Regions from separate parts of the Homo sapiens genome. Here all the other regions are linked to region 4. A link is a loop called in an ENCODE intact Hi-C map of the cell type or tissue named here. Cell type or tissue: mammary epithelial cell. All regions are shown on one strand.

Region 1 (4,000 bases), 77 kb after region 4:
AAAAGTATGTATTACAATCCAAAACACTCACCACTGTCTAACATTTCTCCTCCAAATGAGAGCACTAATAGCCTATTCAAAAGAGTCTCTAATTATGAATGTGAAGTTACAAAGAATGTTTTTTTGTTCTTAGGTCTATGAAGATAACACAAAGGCAACAAGTGAAAACACAATGCATAAAGTTTCACTTTAGTCCCCTTATAACAGAAAACAAGAGATGAAGATAAGAGCACTTTTGCTGTCCTAGAACTTAAAATGAAAATCTAAGAGAGACCCATAATATAAATACAATCATCCCTTGGTATATGTGGGGATTGCTTCTAGGACCACCACATATAACCACGTCAGTGCATGCTCTGAAGTACGCCCTGTGGAACCTGCGTATGTGAAAAGTCCTTCCCATAGACTTGGGTTTCACATCCCATGAGTACTGTATTTTCAATTGGTGTTTTTTATTTTTATTTTTTATTATTTTTTAAAAAATTTTAATTAAATAGAAATGAAGTCTCACTATGTTGCCCACACTGCTTTCAACCTTCTGGGCTCAAGCAACCCTCCCTGCTCAGCCTTCCAAAGTACTGGGATTACGGACGTGAGCCACTGCTCCTGGCCTCAATCTGTGTGTGGTTGAAAAAAGGCTGCATATAAGTGGATCTGTGCAGTTCAAACCAGTTGTTGGACAAGAGCCAACTGTAATTAGAATTATAAAAATTGATGCCATGCTCTCTGTGTGAGTAACAATGCAGTAAGAATATGCAGATTTTAGTCACTAATTTTGACTTCCTGGGAAAGGAACTGCAGACTAGATGCTACAAAAGAGAAACACTTGAGGGTGAAAAAGATTAACTGTAAGAAAATGGGAAAGAGACTAAGAAATCCAGTTTCTTAGAAAAACATATTCAGTAGAAACTTAGGAACAGAAGTGATGTCTTGGTTGGCCATGAGATAGTAGATCCCTACAACCACTAGAAAGTGTCCATTAGGGACATTATCCCTTTAGGGTAATGTGCAGGTGGTCATGTTTCAGACTTTATTACTCAAAGTCATGACCACTGGGGAGGTTAGATAAGCATCTTTTTAAGGGGTTATCTATGTTACAGGCATTGTTTAAAGACTCTGCTGAAGAACACCTTGGTATGCAGGAATCAAACATTGGTCAGGGCCAGGCACTTTGGGAGGCCAAGGTGGGTGGATCATTTGAGGTCAGGAGTTTGAGACCAGCCTGGCCAGCATGATGAAACCCCATCTCTACTAAAAATACAAAAATTAGCTAGGTGTGGTTGTGGGTGCCTGTAGTCCCAGCTACTGGGGAGGCTAAGGCAGGAGAGTCGCTTGAACCTGGGAAGTGGAGGTTGCAGTGAGCTAAGACTGTGCCACTGCACTCAGCCAGGGCAACAGAGTGAGACTCTGTCTCAAAAAAAAAAAGAAAAAAATTGGTTAGCATGATGGTTTCACTTCAAGATGGCATCACTCTTGCATGCAACAGGCAGTTTTCCTACAACTGTCTTTAATTCTGCAGATACTCTGTCAGTCTTTAAAATGAAACTATAAATTATAGATTATCTACATTTATGGATGAAGAAAGTGTGGCTTAGAGAAATTCAGTAATTTGCTCAAGTTCACAGAGTAACAGTTCAGGAATGTTGATCTAGATCTGTCTGACTTCACAGTTGGCATACATAATTACCATGCTATAATGTCTTCTGTAATACATGGTATAGAATTGACAAGAATAATCTTTTTTTTTTTTTTTTTTTTTTTTTGAGATGAAGTCTAGCTCTATTGCCCAGGCTGGAGTGCAATGGCACGATGTTGGTTCACTGCAATCTCAGCCTTCCAGGTTCAACGATCCTCCCGCCTCAGCCTCCCAAGTAGCTGGGATTACAAGCGTGTACCACCATACCTGGCTAATGTTTGTATTTTTAGTAGAGACGAGGTTTCACTATGTTGGCCAGGCTGGTCTCGAACTCCTGACCTCAGGTGATCCACCTACCTTAGCCTCCCAAAGTGCTGGGATTACAGGCTTGAGCCACTGTGCCCAGCCTAGATTTAATCTTTTTTTTTTCTTTTTTGAGATGGAGTTTTGCTCCTGTTGCCCAGGCTGGAGTGCAATGGCGCAATCTTGGCTTACTGCCTCCCGGGTTCAAGCGATTCTCCTGCCTCAGACTTCCGAGTAGCTGGAATTACAAGCATCCACCACCACGCCCAGCTAATTTTTTGTATTTTTAATACAGACGGGGTTTCAACGTGTTGGCCAGGCTGGTGTTGAACTCCTGACCTCAGGTGATTCACCCGTCTTGGCCTCCCAGAGTGCTGGGATTACAGGAGTGAGTCACCACGCCCGGCCTAGATTTAATCATTTTAACCATGTATGCAGTTGTAAATAATAGAACTAAGAATCTGGCGCTCAGGGGAGAGGATGGGACTTGAAGTGTGGATTATCTATTTTTTTCTACTCTGTTTTATGCTGTTTTTAAAATTGTACAAGTCAACAGTGATACATGTCCTATTTTTAGAACTTCAAACAATACATACAAAACTACAGTTCCCTATGACCACGTACTTGAGTACACAGGTGCCCTCCTCCTGAATGGAATGTATACTTTTTCTGCGTTTATTTACAAGTATTTGTACCCATAGGAATATATAGTGTTTTAGTTTGCAAAAATAATATCATACTGTACATACTGATGGGGTGATCATTTTGTGATCTACCCCACCCCAACTCATGCATGTTGTTCTGCAGCTTTAAAGATGTTCTTGGGATCTCTCAATTTCAGTCATTAATAAGTTACTTATTTTGATACCTGCATAGTAATCTGTTCTGTGGTATGAATATGTGATTTAATATATGAATATGCCAATTGATAATATACATTATTTCTAATTTTTTTGATATTATACAAATAGTGATTTTTATTCTTTTCAAGAATTTAAAATGCTTGGTGAATTTTAGTTATGTAAAACTAGTATGTATATGTACATAAATTATTGAAATTACTAGGATGTTTTTGGCAGAGCACCTCACAATTCTACCATAATGATTCTCTGTAATTATCTGGAGAGTCATTGTTCTTAAAAATGTTTGCAGTCTGTGCTTTCATTAATCTTTTCTACATGAAGTTAATTTTAGTTTTTAAAATATACTTAATTTTTGTAGAGATTTAAAATTTTTTGCAACTTTGTAATTAATGTTAATTTATATTTAGAATAATTTATACTGTACTATTAGGGCATTTTCTTGCAATAAATTATTAGTGGAGATGAGCGACTGTTGATGGAGATGAGTACCTTTATCATGCAGAATATCAGCAGCCAGATATTGGACTTTTCTCACTGCCCCTTAATTTACTTTTTTAAATATTGTCGTTCTATGGCAATCAGGCTTTTGGATATTGAGGAGGAAGTAATAACTACATAATGTGATAATGATGTCTTTGAGGACCCTTGTCCATAACAAGCCATTTGAATCAGAATAATATCTTGTGCAATATGGTGTTAAGGCTTTTAGGTTACATCTCATTTCTGAATGTATTCTGGATGACTTCTATTGACTTTATGATGTTTACCTTTCATATTTAAAATAAGAGGGTTCTTTTAGCAGATTTTGGTTATAAAACATCTGAAATAGTGTAATTTAAATAAACAAGGTAAAGGAAAAAAATATATGTATTATGCCAAGAAAATGAGCTAGTCCTTATGGTTGAGACGAAATTTTAGCTTTGAGCATTTTTGTATGTAAGCACAGAATGAAGTAGGTTGGATTTTATAGGGTTCATCTCAGTAGGAATTATTGTTCTATTTCATTTTTGCAGAATTGAGAAGCCATCATAATTGTTTTATATTTAAACTTTTAAACAGAAACCTAAATTTGCATAAAAACTCAAGACAGCGTTTACAGTTTCAAGGCATTTTGTTTGCCTTATTGTATTTGTGTACTTCTTCCATAGTGCCTGGCAAACAGTAAGTGCCAAGTACATTTAGTTTGATTTTATTTTTT
Region 2 (4,000 bases), 160 kb after region 4:
TCAACTATTTCTTATGTATAGATATTTACTGGAATTAATGATTTTTTATGGGTTCTAAATCAAATGAATGCCCTAGTCAAAGTTACTGTGATGAATATTTTTACACTTGAAACTCTTGTAATTAACTGGACCCATGGAAGCAAGAAGAATCTGGATTAACTGTTGGAAAATAAGATTAAGTAAAGATTTATTTGACACATTATTAAGTAAGCAGTGTGCATATGAGATCAATCTTGTGGTTCTTCTGTTTGCATATATTAATCTGTAATTAGCATGAATACTCACAGATGCATTGGTAAACATTATTGAATATAAATTTATATTCATAGTCTACTTGTTTCTGTAAGGAAAGATAAAAGTAAATAAAACTTTCCCCTTTTGATTTTTTTGATAGGCTATTTTAATGATGAGAGTTGACTTAAGTCATTCTTCTATTTCAGCAACTGGCCATGCCACAGCACATAAAGATTACAGTGACAAGAAAAACATTGTTTGAGGATTCCTTTCAACAGGTACTGTTTCATTCTCTCAATAATTTCCCCCCTGGCTGCTAGCTTAGGACCCGCTTTTGGTGCTGTCAGTTTAATCTGAATGGTTTGGAACTTCTTGAGTTGAAGTCCTTGAATTTTTCAAGTGCGATCTCATTGCCAGCCACCTTAGGGCTTAAGGGGTGTGTGTGTGTGTGTGTGTGTGTGTGTGTGTGTGTGTGTGTTTCAGGTTTCCATTTCTAAACTGGTATGATTTGAAATAAATGCATAGGTAAGATAATAGGTTTGTGTGTGTGTGTGTGTGTTTCAGGTTTCCATTTCTAAACTGGTATGATTTGAAATAAATGCATAGGTAAGATAATAGGTTTTTGGTAGCCAAAGGTCTGGAAATACCCATATGAACATTATCAGATTGTAGAAAGGAGAGGGGAAGACTTGTTTTAACACTTCAGTATTACTTGGATTTTTACAATAAGCGTATGTTACTCTTAACAGGAAAAAAAGTGGTCATTGGTGACAGTATCTAAAAAAAGATATATATGAGTTTTCAGAAGTAGTCAGCAGATTTTTTCACTTGTCTTCAGAACTTGAGTTAATTTACTCGCTGGGCACGGTGGCTCATGCCTGTAATCCCAGCACTTTGGGAGGCTGAGGCGGGTACATCACCTGAGGTCAGGAGTTTGAGACCAGCCTGGCCAAGATGGTGAAACCTTGTCTCTATTAAAAATATAAAAATTAGCTGGGCCTGGTGGCTGATGCCTGTAATCCTGTAAAGCTACTCAGGAGAGTCACCTGAACCTGGGAGGTGGAGGTTGCAGTGACCCGAGATCGTGCCATTGCATTCCAGCCTGGGCAATAAGAGCAAAACTCCATCTCAATTTAAAAAAAAAAAAAAAAAAAAAAAAACTTGAGTTAGTCTACTATTCGCCTTTATCTTGCAGATATTACTAATAACCTACTGCAACTAAATGTTAAAATGATTGTGTTATGTAGAAGATTAAAATAACTAGTGAAAAAATGTCTTAAAATGAAAACATCTGGTTAGTCCTTGTTTTATAGCCAGATGTGGAAGTGATTATTTTCAAGCACCAGTGGTATTGTAGCAACTACAGCTTCAAGAAGTACGGAATTGAATGCAAAGGGAAAAGAGGTTGAGACAGTTGGTGGTAGCTGGCTACTTGCTTTCAGAATCAGTTTTTTTCATTTCCTAATGGAACGTCAGTTATTGACATTAAAGGAAAAAGCCAGTTGGCATCCTGCTATGTAGGAGCAGAAAACTTTTTAGTGGGAAGTGGAGCTTTACTGAGGCCATTTAGAGAATTATGAGTCATCCCCTTGATCTGATGTAAGTGTCACAGGCCATTCCCCACCCTAGTCCTTGCCCATTTCTAATTTTATGTTCATAACCACCCTTTTATCACTCTGTTGGACGAGTTTCTTGAAGCAACTTGCTTACCTCTTACCAGTCCTGGAAAGATGCAAAACATGATTAAACTGTTCCTTTATCTTTTGACTTTGAAACCTAAAGTCTTTTGCAAAATAACTGACTAGATGGTTCTAAAACAGTTTTTAAAGCTGTCACCCTAGATTTGACATCCATCAAATAACTGGTTAATAAAAATATAAGAGAACAATTTGATTGCTTAAAGGTAACAAAACTAATTGCAAAATTAGCATCAGATTTTCTTTGGATAGTTGTTGGATAAAATTGCTCTGGGATAGTGTTTCTTCTGTTAACACAGCACAACTGGTTATGGGGGAAAGTACAGGAGAAAACAATTTTTTTTCCTTCATATTAGACATTTGTTAAAAGGAATTTTTTTTTAACTTTTATGGATTTATTTATAGTAAAGATAAGGATACAAATGTCTTCCACACATATGTGGTAATCTGTGGTGCTCGCCACTCCCTCCCTCCTGGGACTGACACACTGCAGCCCACGCTGCTCACCCTGGAGCCCCATCCTTGCATGAGAGAATGGCGCCACCTGGGGCTGTGCGACCTGTCAGCCTGCTCATTCCCTTCTCCAGCTCAGGACAGAGAAACACAATTCATTCATAAGGTTTCCATTCTGTTATAGGCAGAGATTTAGAAATCAGCATTGTTTTTCAAAGAGTACAAAGTTAAACCATTCTGCTTAGAAAAGAATAAACCCATCCAATCATTTTTCCTCTAGTTGAGTCAAAACAGAGATCAAACTTCTTTGATAGTGTTATGTCTGTGTTCAGACTTAGACTTCAGAATCAAAATTTTGAAATATTTATGAGGTTAATAACTATCTTTGAAGTTAAGCAGTTTACTGAGCAATTAAATATTTTTGTCCATACACATTCAGATTTAACTACTGCTATAAATTGTCGTAATTTCTCCAGTTTCAGTCTGAACATAATAGCTTATAGTAATAAGACACAGGTTCTAGTACAGATTTTCCAATTAGTGGTATGGCCCTAAACAAGCCAGGTTAGATCTCTGCCTTCACCTACATCAAACAGGAATAATAATATATTTCCTTAACCTATCTTCTAGGTAAACAGATGAGATTATATGAAAACATTTTGCTAAAGTCGCTAAACAAACATAAGAAAAAATATGTAAGGTTTTTCTATCACATTAACTATTTTTTAATATCTGACTGACATTTTTGTAATATAACCAAAATAAAAATTGCATACTTTCTTTTTTTTTTCTTTTATTGATCATTCTTGGGTGTTTCTCGCAGAGGGGGATTTGGCAGGGTCATAGGACAATAGTGGAGGGAAGGTCAGCAGATAAACAAGTGAACAAAGGTCCCTAGTTCTCCTAGGCAGAGGACCCTGCGGCCTTCCGCAGTGTTTGTGTCCCTGGGTACTTGAGATTAGGGAGTGGTGATGACTCTTAACGAGCATGCTGTCTTCAAGCATCTGTTTAACAAAGCACATCTTGCACCGCCCTTAATCCATTTAACCATGAGTGGACGCAGCACATGTTTCAGAGAGCACAGGGTTGGGGGTAAGGTCACAGATCAACAGGATCCCAAGGCAGAAGAATTATTCTTAGTACAGAACAAAATGAAAAGTCTCCCATGTATACTTCTTTCTGCACAGACACGGCAACCATCCGATTTCTCAATCCTTTACCCACCCTTCCCCGCTTTCTATTCCACAAAACCGCCATTGTCATCATGGCCCGTTCTCAATGAGCTGTTGGGTACACCTCCCAGACGGGGTGGTGGCCTGGCAGAGGGGCTCCTCACTTCCCAGTAGGGGCGGCCGGGCAGAGGCACCCCGCACCTCCAGGACAGGGCGGCTGGCCGGGCGGGGGGGCTGACCCCCCCACCTCCCTCCCGGACAGGGTGGCTGCCGGGTGGAGACGCTCCTCACTTCCCAGACGGGGCGGCTGCCGGGCGGAGGGGCTCCTCACTTCTCAGACGGGGCGGTTGCCAGGCAGAGGGTCTCCTCACTTCTCAGACGGGGTGGCTGGGCAGAGATGCTCCTCACCTCCCAGACGGGGTCGCGGCTGGGCAGAGGCGCTCC
Region 3 (4,000 bases), 270 kb after region 4:
ACTAATAAATATCATTTAAAATAATTAAAAGAATACCTTTTTAAAAAGAACTTAGCACTGTGCCTGGTTCCCAGCAGACACTTAATGAATGGAAGTTCCCTTCTCTTCTCTGATACTGACCTTCAGGAAATCCCTTCTCCCAAGTGACAGTTTTGAGAGACTTAAAGGGTGGAGAAACTCCCAAACATTTAGGCCATTTATATTAGTTGTACAACTTAGTAGAGATGCTATACTGGGGGCTCATGCATTGCAAGGGGCCTAGATGATACAGATGATTCTCAACTCCCGCTACAAAACAAAATCACGGCCGGGTATGGTGGCTCACGCCTGTAATCCCAGCACTTTGGGAGGCTGAGGCAGGTAGATCACCTGAGGTCAAGAGTTCGAAACCAGCCTGGCCAACGTGGCAAAAACCCGTCTCTACTAAAAATACAAAAATTAGCCAGGCATGGTGGCGGGTGCCTATAATCCCAGCTACTCAGGAGGCTGAGGCACGAGAATTGCTGGAAGTGGAGAGGCAGAGGTTGCAGTGAGCCGAGATTGCACCACTGCACTCCAGCCTGAGCAACAGAGCAAGACTCTGTCTCAAAACAAACAAACAAACAAACAAACAAAACAAAATGAAATCACACGGAGAGCCCTCAGACTAGTCAAAGTCTCTAGGGTGGGGTTCAGGCATCCATATGAGGTTTTAAAAGCTTCCCAGGTAATTCCAATATGCAGTCGAGGCTGCGAACCACTGGATTACAGCTGCAGCCCCTTACAGTCTGCAACAGAGATGCCACCCAACTGTGTCAAAAGGAGAATAATCAGGACACGGTAGTTCACAGTTCTTTGTAAAGCTGAATGTTTTCAAGTTACAGTTCATTCTTTATTGAGAAATGATAGGTATCATTTTGTTGTTGTCATTAAAAAGTCCTTCATTTTATAACATGGGGAAGAATGGCTGGTAGTTGATTGTTTTAATGTCTTCAGCAAAATAAAAAGCTGGCAATCTGTCACCCGAGTTTATTGAAACATTAGTGGTCTAAGAAATCCCACAATTTGGACACTGGCCTGGAGGGCTTGCAAGATCCTCTTTTCTAATCTGAAGTTTCTCAATTCTGGGTTTTCAAAGATGAGAGGCCAAAACCCTGACTCAAGCCTCCTGAGACCTCCCAGGAACAAGGAGTCTTGCAAAGGGACGTTTTCACTGAGAATTACTATTATTATTAAACCATGTTACTACCTCAAGAAGGAGAACAAATGCTTCCCACTCCTCTAACCCAACATCACTATGTACATTTCTCAGTGGTTCTTTCTGATCCCCTGGAAATTATTTTGCTGAAAAGAATACAGACTATTCCCAAAATAAAATGTTTGCAGCCTGCCAGACCAGGTGGTTCTTGTTCTGTGCCTCCAGCCAGGGACACAGATTTCAGACAGGGTGACAGGAAGGAAACCAAGTGCAAAGAGACGAGAGAAGCTCACTGGCAGCCTCTGGGTGCTATCTCGAAGGGCTGCAAAGATACATTCCCATGCGGCTAGAGAACCATCACCAGCATGCAGTTGGCTTCTGGCCTGTGGTGACCTCTGCAGGAATGGGGAGCTGCTATTCACTCTTGCTGGCTGACAGGCCAGAAGATTAAAGCTATATATGCCAGAGCAGATGGAGCTGGAGACCTGGGGTACGGGACAGCTTGTTCCAGGCATCAGAAAGCGTCAGAGGTGACCAGGGCCTAACAAGGTGAAAGGCTTCACCCTTCATCAGACTTGCGAGGCCAGATGGAATCAGGTTCCCCACCACATTCACTGGGTGGCTTATCCAATCTCTGGCACCATGATTGATGAACTGGAACTTCAGGCAAGCCACTTTCCCTTCAGAGCCTCAGGCATTCGGAAAGAAAATCTCACCTGAAAAATCCAGTCCAATCAGAAGGGGAACAGGGGGGATTTGGGGACTTCAAAGGCCATGGTGATATTCCCTTTCTTAAACGAGGTGCCAAAACACGTGGGAATATATTTTATCATGATTCTTTATATGTATATCTATCAACATTCTTTTATCGCTATACAATAGTAATAAAAACAAAACAAACACACACACAAATCCAGCCCTTTGGTAACTGGCTCCTTCTGCTGTACCATGCAGGCTGGCATGGGTTCTGCCAGCAGGCTGTTCCCTAACACCACAATTGTGCGTCTGTATGACTCATCCAAGCTCCAGAGAGTCCAGCGTCTGGGACCTACACTCAGGGAGGGGCCACGTTCCTTTTCTCCTCTCCACTGCACAGGAAAACAGAAAGGTGAATGTGGGAGCATGCATGTTAGCGCTGACAGCTAATGTTTAAATGGAATTCCTAGCCACATTAAATATATTCAACGTAGGCTTAAACACGTCTCAACACATACATCCCACTCATAGGTCCTAAGGACCAGGGCTGATGCTGCTCCCAGCTAATAATGATTCACAGTTGTCAAGCCCCAAGCAGGTTCTCCAAGCACGTGTACTCCCTGCTGCAGGAGCAGTGAAGCAAAGGTGGACAGCTACTGTTCTCTGCAGGATCTTCAGACAACCTGAACCTGCAGACTATGTGCCCTGCCAGCCAGCAAAAGCAACTATTAGATCATTCAGGTTTCTGGAAACCCCATCCTTCTTCTTTGTGCCTCCTCACCCCAGAGGGCATAAAATAGTTTATTCGTCTTGAAAAATATGTTTATTCTGATGACTCTGGCTACCAAGCCCGAAGCTCTGATCACGGAACTATGTGAGAGACTCCCCTGCATAATTATTACTCACGATACTAACTGCAGTGCTATTTACAGATATTCTTTCTCAAACTTAACACACTCATGAGTTATTTTCTTTATTTGATTAATGGAAAAATCAGATGCTCAGAAAGGTTAAATGATGTGCCTAAGAACACATGGGGCTCGTAATGGCAATGCCAGGAATCGGAGTCAAGTGACTCTCCAGACTGCTCAGCAAATGGGATGAAAGACAGTCACTGAGAGAGAAAGAGTGCCCAGTGTGGGATGGGCAACCACAAAAATCCATTCTACATTCTTGAAATCCACTATCACAAACTGAGGCATGTCCATGTTTTGGTGGTCTCATGGTTTGTCACTGGCCACTCTGCCGAGGGGCCCCAAGCTGACTCTCAACCTGCTGGACTGGGTGACTCTTGTCTGTGCAGAGAGGATGTCACCACAGAAGACACTGCTTCCTCCTCCCAGTCAGGCCAGATGGGTCACAGCCCCACTAGGCCATCACCTGCAGGCGTAGCCCTGGCTCAGCTGCCCACACCACTGTTTACCTTCACTCAGAGGCACACTCCTATAGGTAGGCTGCTTCCCACAGCTAGTCAGTTTCACTTCCTGGTTGACACCCAAAACAACAACAAAGATTCACTTCCTCTGAAGCCTGCACTCCCTAGTTCATTCTTGACACCTTGCTGGACACCCACAGCAGGCAAGGAAAGTTCAACAGCTCCCTTCCATGCCTCGTTTAGAGAATCAGGTGGTGCTGGGCCACTGACACTGCCTCTTTATTGGGGAGGTTTAAAAACCCGCTCCACAAATGTTTGCAAGGTCTTCTATGTGTCAGCTTCAGTCCTGAGTGCTGGGGACACAAAGGTGAATGAGTTGTGATATCTACCCTGACGGAGCCCCCAAACAATGAAAAGAACCCACCATAGAGGGCTAAGAGCACTGGGGGCCTAGGCAGCACAGATAGGTCACCACTAAGCCACCTCTGAAGAGGGGATGGTTAGAGCTTAGAGGGGTTGTCACAGTGGGCAGGGAAGTCTAACTTTGCCCCTCTGCCTTCTAGTAACCTTTGGGTGCAGCGCTGGGGAATGGTTCAAAGCCCAGGGCATAGAGTTCTGCTGTCTAGTATGGTAGCCTAGCTACATGTGGCTTCTGAAATTTAAATTAAAAATTCAGGTTCTCAGGCACACAAGTGGCTAGTTACCCTATTGAACTGTGCAGACAGAGGACTTTTTCATCATCATAAAGCCCT
Region 4 (4,000 bases):
CATGCAGAAAATATACCAGGCTGGATGTACAAGAAACTGCTAACAGTGCTTCCCTGGGGATCCCCGCCCACGCCGCTGAAAGCTGCCCTGGACGTTAACTGTTGATGTCCCTTCTCCAGGTCCAGGCCCCAGTGGAGCTTCTGGCGGGAAGGTCGAAACCCCAGGCAGAAGCAGGTCCCGGTCCCTCCTCCCGACCTTTGTACCTGCCTTTTCCGTGTTTGCTTTTGCAAACAATTAGGTCCTGGGCGCGGAGGGGCGGAGAGGGGGCGGAGAGGGGGCGGAGGGCGCACAAGCCTGCCCTTTGGCCGCGGGGCTTTAGCCTGCCCTAGCTTCAGCATCCCCGCTCGCCTCCCGGCGGTCCTGCGTCTCACTCTGGATTAACTGGAGGCTTCGAGATGGGATAGAGAGGGGTGCAGGCGCTGAGAAAGCCCGCTGATGGGGATGGAGCCGGATTAAGCAGTTCTGTGGAGTTCCTCCCTTCTTGTCCACCCCGCTAGGGGTCTCTCCTTTCCCGCTGTATCCACGCCCCTCCCTCCAGGCCCCCTGGGCCCACCTCGAAGTCACCGCTGGGCTGGGGAGTACAGAGGTGGGGGACTTCTTAGAGACCCTGGGACAGGGCCCCCCTCTCTCCCTCAATCCTTCTCATCCCACGCGGCTCCGCTGTGAGTCGGGCGTCCCAGGAGCTGCCGGCCCACCCATCCGCGGGTTTCTTCCGTTGGGGGAGCCCTCCAGACTCGTAGAATATAAGAGAGCGCCCCTCCCTAGCCGCGGGCCATCTCTAAGCGACAGGCTTTAAGAGGCACCCCGAAAGGGGGATGTGAGGTGGTGTGGTTCTATATCATTATATCGAAATCATCTGATTATGTGCCTGTCCCATTACTTCCAGGAGGGACAGAAACCTGTATGGCTTTGCCAGCTGCTGTGTCCCCAGGGTCCAGCTCAGTGCCTGGCACACAGACTGCACACAATATTTGGGAATGAATTAATGTTCCCAGATGTCTGCCCCGGAACCCACGCTGTGGTGCCCCTTGGCTTCAGCCCACAGTCCTGGCTCTCCTCAGGGTGGAGCCAGGGAGTCCCCTAATCCAGGTCTCTGACGTCCCCCGCTGAGGCTGGATCGTTCCCCAGTGGGGCTGGATGGCCTCTGGGTTCACTTCCCAGCCTTGTCTGAGCTTCCACGCCCCTTTTATCCTAATATTTGCTAAGAGCCTCGTCCAGGGACCTTAGGAGTCACACAGCCAGGGGTTCTGCCCCTGCCCTTCATTTCTCAGATGATAGAAAAGCAAAAGGAACACTCTGAGAACTTGTAATGGGGAGGAGTGGGGGGTTGGTCCAGTCTGACGGGGCGGGGGCAGGGTGGGAGACGTCCTTGGAGCGAGATCTGAGGCAGAGGAGCTCAGTCCACAGAAAGGGAGCACGGGCTCCACGCTGCAAGAGTAGGGAGCTGTAAGGTGCCCTCCCCAGACGGCTCCATTTTGCCCACCTTCCTTTGCGGATAGCACCCCTGGACCTCCGAGGTCAGCCTGTGCCCTGCAGCTGGAGTCGCCCTTGACTCCACTGTGCCAGGAGAGGGCACCCTGCTCCCAGCTTTGGCTTCAGACTGCTGCAGTGCAAACTCTTCCCTCCAGGGGCAGGATTTGGAGCGCTGTGATGATAACCTCCCAGCTGCCCTGGGAGAAAGCAAAGTACAGCTTATCGCTCCCTCCCATAGGAAGAAACTGAGGTTCAGAGAAGAGCAATGAATGTTGCTAGTAAGTGGTCTTTGGACTTGTTTTGAAGGGGCTTTAGCCCTTGGAAGCATTTGTCGGGATGTTTTTGTTCTGTTCTGTTTTGTTGAGCCAGGGTGTCACTCTTGTTCAGGCCGGAATGCTATGGCACCATCAGAGATCACTGTAGCCTCAAACTCCTGAGCTCAAGCAATCCTCCTGCTTCAGCCTCCCCAGTAGCTGGGACTACAAGCATGCATCACCACATCCAGCTTTTTTTTTTTTTTTTTTTTTTTTTTTTTGAGACAAAGTCTCACTATGTTGCTCAGGCTGGTCTCAAACTCCTGGGGTCAAGCAATCCTTCCACCTCGGCCTCCCAAGTGCTGGGACTACAGGCATAAGCCACATTGTTGGGACTGCTGGGTGTTGACAGTGACACCCAGGATAATGATACTAGTCCAAATTTATTATATCCAATGCTCCACACACAATTCTAAGCTCTTTGAACTTCCCTGTAAGGTAGATGTTGCCCTACTTTATAGATGCTACCCTATAAGGTAGGTACCCATTTAACACATGGAAAAACTGAGGCTCCTAGTGGTTGATTTGCCCACAGTTAGGAAGCACCAATGCTGTCTGACTCCAGAGTCGCTGCTGGTAACCACTGGGCTACCCTTCCTGCAATCATGCTCCCTGCTGCAACCCCCATGCCAGACATGTTCATTTGAGTGTGCTAGAGGCAAGGACAAAAAAACAGGACAAGACAAAGTCCCTGCTCCCATGGAGTTCCATTCAGTGAACATGTTTACACCTACAGATACATCCATACAAACCTTCAAACACATACTCATTCACACATCCCACCATCACACACGAATACTCATGCTCATGCACCTATGTACATACATACTACAGAAATAAGGCCAGGTGCGGTGGCTCATGCCTGTAATCCCAGCACTTTGGGAGGCCAAGGCAGGTGGATCACTGAAGGTCAGGAGTTCGAGACCAGCCTGGCCAACATGGTGAAACCCGTCTCTACTAAAAATACAAAAATTAGCGGGGCATGCTGGTACACACCTGTAGACCCAGCTACTTACTTAGAAGGCTGAGGCAGGAGAATAGCTTGAACCCAGCGGAAGAGGTCGCCGTGAGCCAAGATCGCACCACTGCACTCCAGCCTGGGCGACACAGCGAGACTCCGTCTCAAACACACACACATGTATATCCACACTCATACACTTCATACATACATTCACACATTCTCAAGTACTCACACATATTCAGACCCTCACCTTTGCACACACTCTGTTAGGTTAGACAAAAATCAGCTCTTTTTATTTTTTAAAAAATTTTTGTAGAGTAAGGGTCTCACTATGTTGCCAATACTGATCTCAAACTCCTGGGCTTAAGCGATCCTCCCACCTTGGCCTCCCAAAGTGCTGGGGTTACAGGCGTGAGCCACCACATCCGGCTAAGATCATCCCTATAACATTGACCTGTGCTTTAACTGCCAGATACCTGGAGCCCAAGATTCAGCTAGTAATCTGAGAGCTGTTTGTGACACCACTCCCTTCCTCTTCCCTTCCATTGATCCCACAAACATTGTTAACTGCCCACTCAGGGCAGGCAACACAGATGACTCAGACCTGGGCCCTGCTCTCAAGGAATTTCCTAGCCAGTGGGGAAAAAAGACTCACCAATGTTCACGACACAGATCATGGATGCCAGGGCAGGTCAGAGCAGAGAGTCCAAGGTGGAGGGAGAGGGTGACTCACTAGGCCTAGGGGCTGTGGAAACCTCTCAGAGGAAGAGGCGTCCACCAAAGTCTTCAAAATGAGTCAGGTAGAGAGAGAACTGTGCAGGTGTGGGAATCACATTTGCAAAGTCATGGCAGAGTAAGAAAGTGGGGACAAAATAGCTGGGCACAGAGGCTCACGCCTGTAATCCCAGCGCTTTGGGAGGCCGAGGCAGGAGGATCACCTGAGGTCAGGAGTTCAAGACCAGCCTGGCCAACATGGCGAAACCCTATCTCTACTAAAAATATGAAAATTAGCCAGGCATGGTGGCGGGCGCCTGTAATCCCAGCTACTTGGGAGGCTGAGGCAGGAGAATCACTTGTATCTGGGAGGTGGAGTTTTTAGTGAGCAGAGATCATGCTACTACACTCCAGCCTGGGCGACAGAGCGAGACTCTGTCTCAAATAAATAAATAAATATAAAAACTGGGGGAGTTTGCATGGAGCCCCATATTTCCAGCTTCTCTTGAGAAAATTATCTAGCAACTAGACTTATGTT
Region 5 (4,000 bases), 460 kb after region 4:
ACTCTGGTAGAGTGGGAGGGGAATGACTGGGTAAGCAGGTTCTTACTCTGCTTCAACCACAGCAGCTGTGCTTTTCTGTTTTATTTGAATAAAGGGTCCTGAAGCTGAAAAAATTGGAAAGCCACTAGTGCAGTGAAAAAAGCACTGAACTGGGAGTTAGAAGATCTGTGATACTAGTTTATCGCTCCTTGACCCTGGGCAAATCACTTCCTTTATGTGAGTTCCACAGCTTCCTCTGCTTTAAATGACAGCCAACTCAATTCTAATATTCTGAGATTCAATCTCAGAATATTGAGTTCAATCTCTGAAGAAGAAATTTCAGGATTACTAGAAAAGGAAGCAATTTATAACTCTCAAATTCTAAATACATAAAAACACATATTCTCTCAGATACATCTTCAGATTCCACATAAGCACACAAGAACTCAATTCACAGATATTCTCTGCCTCAGAGAAAGTGGGAGTTGGAAAGCTACATTCTCCATTGTACTATTAAAATAATGAGGGTAGAAAATGTCTCACTTATTTCTATTTCCAACAGCACAGGTCATGTCACACAACAGGAAGTCAATAAATGTTTGCTGCATGGCTCAGTGTTCATCAACCTTTAAGCACGAGACCAAAAGATTGCAAAGATGCTTCATGCTGTGACCTCTAGCCTCCGGGAAGGACTCATGTCTAGCTTTCCTGATTCAGCAAATAGAGATGTTAAGTATGCCATGAACCCCCACCTATCTTGCAGGGCTCAAATGATCAAATAAGCCAAAAAAGGAAACTAGTAAAATGTCATACAATTGAGTGGGAGGTCTTACCTGGACCACTTGCCATAGGAAATCCCGCCTCCATCCTAACTGAATTTCCAGCTCCCATGGGTCCATTCATTCTCACATCTTGGCTTCGGTTCTGAGCCAAAGCCAGGTTAATAGCACCTTCCCCTGAAAATGAGTCAAGTGATAAAAAGGAAATCATTAGAATAAAATGCAAATTTTGTTTATAGACAGCTATATAAGTGCTTTAGTTTTCTGTGCTTTTGAAGAATTATGGTTAGTTTACCACCAGAAAAATGGTGGGTTCAATGTAGATGGGTCTTTCTTCAACCCATCTAAGCAGGTTTCATGAAGCACAAGGAGATATAACCAATTCTTACTTGTAATAGGGAAGCAGGGTGACCATGAATGATGCTTAGTATCAACAGAGATCCTGGAACTCTGAATATTTATTTTCAACCATCTTACCAATTGTGTGTGTGTGTGGGGTGTGTGTGTGTGTAATGGAAGAAAATGTTCTCAAAAACTCTCAAAATCCTAGACTTCCTTTTGGTAATTTATGATCAGAAGGTAGACACTAAATATAAGTAGGTTTAAAGAAGAAAGAACCTATACTGGTGTGGGGACACTAACACTTGTGAACAAAATACCAATTCCATTCAATAACTGCAATATAAACATATTTCCAGCAGGAAAAAAATCATGCAATGAAGAGGAGATAGGTTGCTACAAATCTACTTTCTGAGACACCTAATGACAGGACCAATACTTTTATAGGTTTTTGTTTTCTGAGATGGGGTCTCACTTTGTCACCCAGGCTGCAGTGCAGTGGCACAGTCATATAGCTCACCACTACCTTAAATTCCTGGGCCCAAGGGGTCCTGCTGCCTCAGCCTCCTGAGTTGCTGGGACCACAGGCGCACATCACTATGTCCGGCTACGTATAGGATTTTTTTTTTTTTTGAGATGGAGTCTTGCTCTGTCACTCAGGCTAGAGTGCAGTGGTGTGATCTTGGCTCACTGCAACCTTCATCTCCTGGGTTCAAGGGATTCTCCTACCTCAGCCTTCCGAGTAGCTGGGATTACAGGCGCCCACCACCACGCCCAGCTAATTTTTGCATTTTTAGTAGAGACGGGGTTTCACCACGTTGGCCAGGCTGGTCTCGAACTCCTGACCTCACGTGATCCACCCACCTCGGCCTCCCAAAGTGCTAGGATTACAGGCGTGAGCCACGGTGCCCAGCCTGCATAGGATTTTTAATTTTACCTTATTTGAGCTTCACAGTACCCTCATAGGTAATGTTACTAGAAGTGTTCCAATTAAGTAGACTCTAAACTTAGAGGCAACTTAAATCTTACTTGGTCCAATGATAAAAACGTCTCTGAAACAAGCAACAGAATGTTTCTTGCACTTAATCCAAAATTTTGACTATTGTTATTGTAAGAGAGCACCACCTTGTGGAGAGTTAAAATATAGCTAGTCTGTGGCTGCTGAGCTGAAAGGCTGCACTCACCCAAGTCCTTCTAAACTGTAGGGTTCTGATTCACAGGGTCTGATGGTAAAACAGAAAGTTAATGAGGTATGGCAGTTTCCTCTGTTCTGTCACTGATCTAGGTCAGCCTTCCTTTTTTTTTTTTTTGAGATGGAGTCTCGCTCTGTCGCCAGGCTGAAGCGCAGTGGTGCAATCTCGGCTCACTGCCATCTCCACCTCCCAGGTTCAAGCGATTCTCCTGCCTCAGCCTCCCGAGTAGCTGGGATTACAGGCACGTGCCAATACAAGCAGCTAATTTTTGTATTTTTAGTAGAGACGGGGTTTCACCATGTTTACCAGGATGGTCTCGATCTTTTGACCTTGTGATCCGCCCAAAGTGCTGGGATTACAGGCGTGAGCCACCATGCCTGGCTAGGTCAGCTTTCTATGTCTATTTTAACCAGGGAGGTTCACTGGTCACAGGGAACAAACAGCCTACCAAAAAGGAAGCAATCACTGGGAGCTACCAGATGCTATAGCTTGCCTCTAGAAGTCAGGCGTAAAAAGAGAAACAGAATACAGGTCATGAGGGTTTCCATTAAAGGAAGGGAACTATTAATATACAAAATTTGTTAAGACATTCTAAGTAGAAAGAATATTGTTCTGGAAAAGGACATCAGTTCGTATCATTCCTTAAAAACAGTTCCATTGCTTCCCACTAGTTTAGAAATAAAGGCCAAACTTCTTTTTTTTTTTTTGAATCGGAGTGTCTCACTGTTGCCTGGGCTGCAGTGCAATGGCGCGATCTCGGATCACTGTAACGTCTGCCTCCGGGTTCAAGCGATTCTCCTACCTCAGCCTCCCGAGTAGCTGGGATTACAGGTGCTTGCCACCACGCCCGGCTAATTTTTGTATTTTTAGTAGAAACGGGGTTTCACCATGTTGGCCAGACTGGTCTCGAATTCCTGACCTCAGACAATCCGCCTGTCTTGGCCTCCCAAAGTGCTGGGATTACAGGCATGAGCCACCGTGCCAGGCCAGGCCAAACTTCTTAGCCTATACAAGGCCTTAAATTATCTACCTAGCCAAGTGTTGTTCAACAGAAATATAATATGAGCCACATATGCAATTTAAAATTTTCTAGAAGCCACAGTAAGAAACAGATGAAATTATCATTTATTTTACTTAATACATTCAATGTATTATTTCAACATGTAATTAATGTAAAAATTATTATTATTTTTTGAAACAGGGTCTCACTCTGTTGCTCAGGCTGGAGTGCAGTGGTGAGATCACAGTTCACTGCAGCATTGACCTAACTGGGCTTAAGTGATCCTTCCCACATCAGCTTCCCAAGTAGGTGGGACTACAGGAGTATGCCAACATGCCTGGCTAATTTTTTTATTTTAAATTTTAAATTTTTTGTAGAGACAGGGTATCACTATATTGCTCAGGCTGGTCTCAAACTCCTGTGCTCAAGCAATCCTCCTGGCCTCAGCCTTCCAAAGTGCTGGGATTACAGGTGTGAGCCACTCAGCCCAGCCAATGTAAGAATTATTGAGATATTTTACATTCCTTTGGGGAATACCAAATCTTCAAAATGTAATATGTATTTTATACTTACAGCGCACGTCAGTTTTAACTAGCCACATTTTCAGTGCCTAAAAGCAACATACAGTCTGTGGCTACCAATATTGGACTGCCCATATTTAGCCCTGTCTACCTCTTTAAACTCATCTCATGCTATTTTTCTCCTTCAAT
Region 6 (4,000 bases), 120 kb before region 4:
TTGAGTATTCTCTAATTCTCACAACGACCGTGAGGCATTTTTCAGATGAGAAAACTGAGGTTCAGGGAGGTTAAACAAAACCTCAAGCAATAAGGAGCAGAGCCACGGTCTGGTGCCTAGAACTTCTGGCCATGTGGGTAGCTTAACTGCTCCCCCTAAGGTTTGTTTTCTTTTTTTTGAGATGGAGTTTTGCTCTTGTTGCCCAGGCTGGAGTGCAGTGGCGTGATCTCGGCTCACCGCAACCTCTACCTCCCGGGTTCAAGTGATTCTCCTGCCTCAGCCTCCTGAGTAGCTGGGATTATAGGCATGCACCACCACGCCCGGCTAATTTTGTATTTTTAGTAGAGACGGGGTTTCTCCATGTTGGTCAGGCTGGTCTCAAACTCCCAACCTCATGTGATCCGCCCACCTCGGCCACCCAAAGTGCTGGGATTACAGGCATGAGCCACCACACCTGGCCCTGCTCCCCCTAAGTATTAGGCAAACCCTGGAGAAGCCACACGGATGAACAGCCTGAGGAACTCAAGGGAGCATGTGAATAGGTGCACAATAACACATTATAACACAGGGAAACTCTGAAATACTATGGGAGGAAGTACGTTCAGAGTAGGTGAGACCAACTGAAGGAAGTGGGGACTCTACCAAAGGAGTCACCTCATTGCATTTATCTCTGCCTTGCATTCTACCCCTCTGCCTTACAGACCTCCTTGTAGGGCCAGGTCAGGCTTCATGTCTCCCACCAACCCCAGTCACTCAGAAAGGAGCAAGTACTCTGGTTGCCATATTTCTGTCTCTGGAAAGGATGCCTGTCTTCCCAGTTGGGAAGACCATTCCTCAGCTCGGTCCGGTGGACTGCTGCCTGTAGGACATGCAGAGGCAGGCAGGCTGCATCTGCTTCTGGAGATAAGCTCCCGCTGCAGAGCTTTTGTCAGGTTGGCCACTGTCCCGCAACAGCCTTTCTAACCCAGCGCCATGGACCAGCTATGCTCTTCACCAATAGCCTAGGCAAGAGCTTCAAGTGCTCTTAGGAGTCATTCCGTGTGATGCTAACCTGGGGCTTCAAGCCTACCATTGGGAATCACTATCCCTTGTGACACTGTGTCCAGGCCCCACCTCCTGCCTGTCCGATAGATTGGATTTCTTGCAGTGTTGGCATCATCCCAGTCACACCTCGTTTTACCAGGTATTTTATAGAACCTCCCAGATGAGAATTAAGATAATGAGTATGAAAGATAATGAGTATGATAATGAGTTGAGAAATTCCAAAGCCCCAGAAAAATACATAAGATGATATCACCAAACCTTTCCGCCCACTCTAGAGTGTAGTCCTTGGAACTCAGCCCTTGTCACTATTCCCATTTTCCCTGGGTGATCTCATCTGTTCCCCTGGTTTTAATTACTACGTATATGATAATAACACTCCTATCTGCATGTCTAGTTTAGATCTCTCTCCTGACCTTTAGATTTTTATTTTGACAGATTCCTAGATATCTATATTTCAGTGTATTCCACAGATACTTCAGAGTAAACAGAACTCACCCCCTTCCTCACTAAGGCTTCCTCTTCCTTCGGAATTCTGTATCTCATCAAGGTTTCTGATGAGTCTCCAAAGAGCTCCAGCCGGAAGAAACACACACATCCCATGCAGTCTTTTCTCCATACCAAGTGCAGAGCTGAGCTCTGGTGTGGCCACCGGGAGGCAGTGCAGACTTGAGGATGTGTTTCGCAGCAAGGCTTCAGGAGCCCCAATCCTGAGCAATCCCAGTCCTGCATGCAACTTCTGCCCAGCTTCCTTTCCTCTCTTTTTCAGGGAATGTCTTTGTCTGAGTCCACCATTGACTCAGGCTCCTATTGAATTGGTAAGGGAGGGACTGGAATGGGGCCCAAGTGCAAAGCTCCTTCACAGAGCAGCATGCACCCCCATATGCACATATCCTGGAACACTGCCTGCCTTCAGCTCCTGAGAGGCACAGTTCAACAAATCAAGCTGGAGGCTTCTTTGAGCCAGGAAACCTAAAAGACTTTAAAGGAAAGTGTGGAGCCTGGTGTTAAACAGGTATTACTTTGTTCCCTGACATACAGGTGGTGGAAATGTCACATTTCTTTAATTTTCTAAATTAAATACCCTTGGCTTCCATCCAACAATGAGTAGCAAATCCAATCTTGGTCCTTTATCAGGAGCTTACACATACTGGGGGGAAGATGTCTCTTAGATGAGGGTGCCTGTCACCCCTGGCGCTCTTTGCCCAAAACAATTCTACGACCCTTTCTCCAGGTTTCTCTATGGCATGAAGACCTCTGCTGAGGCTCGGGATCAGCAGTGCCTTTGCTTACCTCCCTGAGCACACTGTCATCCCCATTGAAGGCCCTCTGGTCCCAGCGGTCTGTGGGAGGCCTGGAGCAGGACCTGGCCACAAAAGGAGGCTGCAGTGCTCCTCAGCACCATGCCTCAAAGCCAGGCTCAGGAAATTCTCCTCTGCCCTCTTCTAATTCTACAAATCCTTCCTCCTCTCAGACAAAACAGTTTTATTGCCTCTAAGACTGGGTTAATTTTTTAAAACAAAAGCTTGTTGATTTCTTTCTTCGCTTTATTTCCTTCCCTCCCTTCCTTCCCTCCCTCTTTCTTTCCTTCCTTCCTCTCTCTCTCTCTTTTTTTTTTTTTTTTTTGACAGAGTTTCACTCTTGCTATCCAGGCTGGAGAGCAATGGCACAATCTCAGCTCACTGCAACCTCTGCCTCCCAGGTTCAAACGATTCTCCTGCTTCAGCCTCCTGAGTAGCTGGGATTACAGGTGCCCACCACCATGCCCAGCTAATTTTTTCTATTTTTAATAGAGACGGGGTTTCACCATGTTGGCCAGGCTGGTCTCAAATCCCTGACCTCAGGTAATCCACCTGCCTCGGCCTCCCAGAGTGTTGGGATTACAGGCGTGAGCCACTGTGCCTGGCCTGATTTCTTTCTTTTTTTTTCTTTTTTGGAGATGGAGTTTCGCTCTTGTTGCCCATGGTGCAATGGCCCGATCTCGGCTCACCACAACCTCTGCCTCCCAGATTCAAGTGATTCTTCTGCCTCAGCCTCCCAAGTTGCTGGGATTACAGGCATGAGCCACCAAGCCCAGGTAATTTTGTATTTTTAGTAGAGACGGAGTTTCTCCATGTTGGCTGGTCTCAAGCCCCCGACCTTAGGTGATCCACCCACCTTGGCCTCCCAAAGTGCTGGGATTACAGGCATGAGCCACTGCTCCTGGCCTCTTTCTTTTTTGAAACAGCGTCTCGCTCTCTTGCCGAAGCTGGAGTGCAGTGGTGTGATCATAGCTCACTCCTAGGCTCAAGTGCTCCTCCTGCCTCAACCTCCTGAGATTATAGACATGAGCCACCACACGCAGCTCAATTTCTTTTCTTTGTTTCTTTCTCTTTTTCCTTTCCTTTTTTTTCTTCTTCTTTTTTTTTTTTTCCTGAGATGAGAGAAAGCCTGATCTCCAGAACAAAAAGCCCTGGTTACCCTTTGGGATTGGGAGTGTGGAGGAAGATAGGAATGGTCTATTCTTTTGTGAAGAACAGAAATGGCAGACACTACAGAAAATCAGTCAATTTCTCAACCAGGTTACCCTCCCTGCACTAAAGTGGTGCTTACCTCATACCTTGTTGCCAAAGTTTGGGGCCTGCCTCAGATTGGTGATGCATCAGATTGGAAGTAAGCAGCAAACTTGGATCCCCCAAGCTTTAAAACATTTAAAAAAATTTTATGGATACATAATAGTTGCACATTTTATAAGGTGCATGTGATATTTTCATACATGCATAAAATATATAATGATCAACTCAGGATAATTGGGATATCCATCACCTCAAGCGTTTATCATTGTGTTAGGAATACTCCAACTCTACGCTTTTATTTTGAAATATGTAATAAATTATTGTTAACTATAGTTGCCCTTTTGTGCTACCCAACACTAGATCTTATTCCTTGTATCTAACTGTATTTTTGTACCCATTAACCA
Region 7 (4,000 bases), 110 kb after region 4:
GTTAACAATATGTTTGCAGGCAGTATGCCTGGTAAAAGTCATCGCCATTCTCCATTCTCGATTAACCACGGACACAATGCACTGCAGAAAGCCGCAGGGACCTCTGCCCAAGAAAGCCTGGGTATTGTCCAAGGTTTCCCCCCACTGAGACAGCCTGAGATATGGCCTCGTGGGAAAGGAAAAACCTTACATCCTCCAGCCCAACACCTGTGAAGGGTCTGTGCTGAGGAGGAGTAGTGAAAGAGGGAGGCCTCTTTGCAGTTGAGATAAGAGGAAGGTTTCTATCTCCTGCTCGTCCCTGGGAATGGAATGTCGGGGTGTAAAGCCAACCATTCGTTCTATTCTGAGATAGGAGAAAACCGCCCCGTGGCTGGAGGTGAGATATGCTGGCAGCAATACTGCTCTGTTACTCTTTGCTACAGTGAGATGTTTGTGTAAAGTGAAACATAAATCTAGCCTCTGTGCACATCCAGACATAGTACCTTTCCTTGAACGTATTCATGATACAGATTCCTTTGCTCACATTTTTCCCTGCTGACCTTCTCCCCACCATCACCCTGTTGCCCTGCCACACTCCCCTCGCCAAGATAGTAAAAATAGTGATCAATAAATACTAAGGGAAATCAGAGACCAGCGCTGGTGTGGGTCCTCACACGTTGAGCGCCGGTCTCCTGGGCCCACTGTTCTTTCTCTGTACTTTGTGTCTGTGTCTTATTTCTTTTCTCAGTCTCTCGTCTCCACCTGACGAGAAATACCCACAGGTATGGAGGGGCAGGCCCCCTTCATCTAAAAGGTGTTGAAAGCCTTGGACTATGTGAATTAACTTAGACTGCTTATTGGTTATCCTGGAAATCGGTAACAGCAGATAAAATTAGGAAAGGAGATGATTCTGCTTTTAAAGTAGTGAGTGGCATGTCTTAACCACAGAGTGCAGTGATTATAAAATTCCATTTGATTCTTTGTTTTTCTCAAATTGCATAAGCAGTGAGTAGGAAGAAGATGATGAACCACAGGAGGAGTAGTCAGAAGGGGAGAAGAACGAGAAAAGTAATGTCACAGACTGTGAGGGAAAATTATCCACAAAGATGGGATGTTACAGTGTCAGATGCTGCAGAGGAGGATAGGTGAAGAAAGTAGAACAAAATACTGATGGTTGTTGAAGCTGTGCTGTTAGGTACATGGGAGTTTATTGTATTAGTCTATCTGCATTTGTCATCTATGGGTTGTTTTTTTTTTGTTTTGTTTTTTTGTTTTTTTAGATGGAGATTCACTCTTTCACCCAGGCTGAAGTGCAGTGGCGCGATCTCAGCTCACTGCAACCTCCATCTCCCGGGTTCAAGCGATTCTCTTGCCTTAGCCTCTTGTGTAGCTGGGACTACTCAAGACAGGCATACACCACCATGCCCGGCTGTTTGTATTTTTAGTAAGAGATGGGGTTTTGCCATATTGGCCAGGCTGGTCTTGAACTCCTGATCTCAAGTGATCTGCCTGCCTTAGCCTCCCAAAGTGCTGGGATTATAGGCATAAGCTGCCATGCCTGGCCGATAGATATATGGAAGTTTTTTGGTTTTTTTTTTTGTTTTTTGAGGTGTTGTCTCACTCTGTCACCCAGGCTGGAGTGCAGTGACACAATTTTGGCTCTCTACAACCTCCACCTCACAGGTTCAAGCAATTCTCCTGGCTCAGCCTCCCGAGTAGCTGGGATTACAGGCACCCGCCACGATGCCCAGCTAATTTTTTGTATTTTTAGTAGAGACGGGGTTTCACCATGTTGGCCACTATGGTCTCATTCTTCTGACTTCGTGATCTGCCTGCCTCAGCCTTCCAAAGTGCTGGGATTACAGGCATGAGCCACTGCACCTGGCCAATATATGAAGGTTTTCATAATAAAAAGTTAAAGACAACTCATCAAGATCTTTAGGAAAATCAAAGTTTATAAAGCTGTTGTGTCTTACCTAATAGGTATCTGCTTTCACATTCTTATGATGAAGAATCATCTATACTAATCTCACGAGATGTAGAATATTAAGGAGCAGTAACTTCTTGCCTAGAAAATAGCAGATACTTTTATTCTTTACTGTGATTAAAATCAATGGGGCCGGTCATGGTAGCTCACACCTGTAATCCCAGCATTTTGGGAGGCCAAGACAGGAGGATCACTTGAGCCTAGGAGTTTGAGACCAGCCTGGGCAATTGAGTGAGACCTCATCTCTACAGAAAACAAAACAAAACAGAAAAATTAAAATTAAAAAACGGTAGTTAGGCCTGGTGGCACGTGCCTGTAGTCCCAGCTGTTGGAGTGGGGAGGGTGCCCAAAGTGGGAGGATCACTTGAGCTGGGGAGATCAGTGAGCTGAGATCGTGCCACTGTACTCAGAGTGATGACAGTTAGACCCTGTGTCAAAAAAAAAGAAAAGCAATAGGACAGGTTTAAAAAATTACATAAATATCTGTAGACTGAATACTATTATGTCTCTTTTGTCTTTTTTTAGTATTATTATATTTAGTAGAAGATTTCTTGAATTCCTGAAAGTTCCCGCATAAAATGTTTTAGTATTTCAGTTTGCTTTGGTCATTTACCTCTTCTTTTACACAATAAACCTGTATCTTTGTATAATAAGTGGGTATGTAAAAGGTTCTGTTATGCCAGTGTGTTGTTGCTTGTTTGTTTTCTGCAAGTCTCTTTCTTAACAGTATTTTCATCAAACCACTTGTACTCTGGACATCTTTAAATTTATTATAAAGGCATTGCTGGATCCCCTACTTAATGCTATTTAATCAATGCTTTTTATCTTCCTAAGTGAATCATTGTCATAAATAATTTGGGGAACAATGTCTTCTGGGTTTCTGAGACTGCCTGACAAATCTTTGAGTATGTCTTTTGTGTTAAGCATAAGTTCCTGTGCATCAGCTTTTATTCCAGAGCACACACACCTTTGAGATGACAGGTTTGAAAAGCATTTTGTAAACTGTCAAAAGCTGTTTAAATGTTACTACACAATAATGAGTAGTAGTCATAGCTGTGACTGCCTTTTCTCCTTTGCTTTTGTTTGCAGATTTCATGACTATAAAACTAAAAGGCAGGGAAGTATATATGTAGTGGACAGGTGCTTCGCATCCTTCCCTCCATCCTCATAGTTATCGTTTAGGAAGTTTACTAATAGCCTTAGGTTATTTTAGCTTTTGATCTTAATTCAAGCACTGTCTGTATCATAAATGTGTTTATTGATCTGTTTTCCCCACAGCATGTCTGGATGTTTTATGTTTCTCAGTGTTGTCTTCTGTTTATTTGTTTATTTTTATGAAGTACCAAGATTATTGGTGCCTGATTTTCAAGATTTTGTCGTTAGATGTGCGTTCTTTTTTTTTGTTTTTAAGTTTATTATTATATTTTAAAGACAGGCTCTCGCTCTGTTGCCCAGGCTGGTCTCAAACTTTTCACCTGAAGCATTTGCCCTATCTCGGCCTCCCGAAGTGTTGGGATTACAGACATGAGCCACCACGCCCAGCACATGTGCCTTCTTGATTGTTACTCTTTGATTTGAACATTTATGACCTGATTGTACTATAATAGCATTTTGGTTGTCTGAGGTTCTCTATCCTGTCCATAACTTATGAACTTATTTATAGGTCAGATGTATATGTATGTTGAAATTAGCAGATGTTTGTAAGATTGTGGAATAGGGGAACAAAGTTATAGTAGCACATAATTAGCAGCTAATTGCTTTTCTTTTTTTACTTTTTTGTTTGAGACCGTGTCTCGTTCTGTTGCCCAGGCTGGAGTGCAGTGGCGTGATCTCAGCTCACTGCAACCTCCACCTCCCGGATTCAAGTGATTCTCCTGCTTCAGCCTTTCAAGTAGCTGGGATTATAGGCATGCACCACCACGCCCAGCTAATTTTTTGTATTTTTAGTAGAGATGAGGTTTCACCATGTTGGCCAGGTTGGTCTCGAACTTCTGACCTCAAGTGATCTGCCCACCTCGGACCTCCCAAAGTGCT

Evidence for each region. Peaks named below come from ENCODE experiments on the same cell type or tissue, not always from the same donor. Only the 100,000 strongest peaks of a DNase experiment are listed, where the experiment ranks them.
Region 1: a loop joins it to region 4, with 7 times the contacts of the local background. A loop is called at or near these places in 15 of 110 quality-filtered maps.
Region 2: a loop joins it to region 4, with 9 times the contacts of the local background. A loop is called at or near these places in 77 of 110 quality-filtered maps.
Region 3: it touches region 4 in a loop (9-fold over the local background); 4 of 110 quality-filtered maps call a loop at or near these places.
Region 5: it touches region 4 in a loop (5-fold over the local background); 56 of 110 quality-filtered maps call a loop at or near these places.
Region 6: it touches region 4 in a loop (4-fold over the local background); 25 of 110 quality-filtered maps call a loop at or near these places.
Region 7: a loop joins it to region 4, with 5 times the contacts of the local background. A loop is called at or near these places in 10 of 110 quality-filtered maps.

What each region holds. Positions count from the first base shown.
Region 1 is chr20:34,388,706-34,392,705 of GRCh38, forward strand. The region is part of intron 2 of ITCH (itchy E3 ubiquitin protein ligase); the gene reads left to right. Among named protein-coding and RNA genes, the nearest start is that of ITCH, 27 kb to the left of the region's middle. In mammary epithelial cell, no CTCF peak of the experiment used is centred here; a DNase peak (open chromatin) is centred at 2,276; H3K27ac peaks cover 2,407 bases.
Region 2 is chr20:34,471,004-34,475,003 of GRCh38, forward strand. ITCH (itchy E3 ubiquitin protein ligase) reads left to right here. Exons shown (of 25, transcript NM_031483.7): 16 at 441-512. It also overlaps the pseudogene FDX1P1. Among named protein-coding and RNA genes, the nearest start is that of MIR644A, 6.7 kb to the left of the region's middle. RefSeq lists a silencer at 2,347-2,436 and an enhancer at 3,085-4,000. In mammary epithelial cell, a CTCF peak has its summit at 2,471 (motif pointing left); no DNase peak of the experiment used is centred here.
Region 3 is chr20:34,577,129-34,581,128 of GRCh38, forward strand. All of the region lies in intron 10 of PIGU (phosphatidylinositol glycan anchor biosynthesis class U), which reads right to left. Among named protein-coding and RNA genes, the nearest start is that of MAP1LC3A, 20 kb to the left of the region's middle. In mammary epithelial cell, a CTCF peak has its summit at 2,154; a DNase peak (open chromatin) is centred at 2,263; H3K27ac peaks cover 843 bases.
Region 4 is chr20:34,311,265-34,315,264 of GRCh38, forward strand. It overlaps a transcript of AHCY not described here. Among named protein-coding and RNA genes, the nearest start is that of AHCY, 9.9 kb to the left of the region's middle. RefSeq lists an enhancer at 334-932. In mammary epithelial cell, a CTCF peak has its summit at 1,591 (motif pointing right); DNase peaks (open chromatin) are centred at 1,627 and 3,397; H3K4me3 peaks cover 195 bases; H3K27ac peaks cover 1,818 bases.
Region 5 is chr20:34,767,652-34,771,651 of GRCh38, forward strand. NCOA6 (nuclear receptor coactivator 6) reads right to left here. Exons shown (of 15, transcript NM_014071.5): 5 at 813-935. Among named protein-coding and RNA genes, the nearest start is that of NCOA6, 56 kb to the right of the region's middle. In mammary epithelial cell, a CTCF peak has its summit at 2,238 (motif pointing left); no DNase peak of the experiment used is centred here.
Region 6 is chr20:34,189,082-34,193,081 of GRCh38, forward strand. It overlaps a transcript of ASIP not described here. Among named protein-coding and RNA genes, the nearest start is that of ASIP, 50 kb to the right of the region's middle. In mammary epithelial cell, a CTCF peak has its summit at 1,700 (motif pointing right); a DNase peak (open chromatin) is centred at 1,700.
Region 7 is chr20:34,425,208-34,429,207 of GRCh38, forward strand. The region is part of intron 7 of ITCH (itchy E3 ubiquitin protein ligase); the gene reads left to right. Among named protein-coding and RNA genes, the nearest start is that of MIR644A, 39 kb to the right of the region's middle. In mammary epithelial cell, no CTCF peak of the experiment used is centred here; no DNase peak of the experiment used is centred here.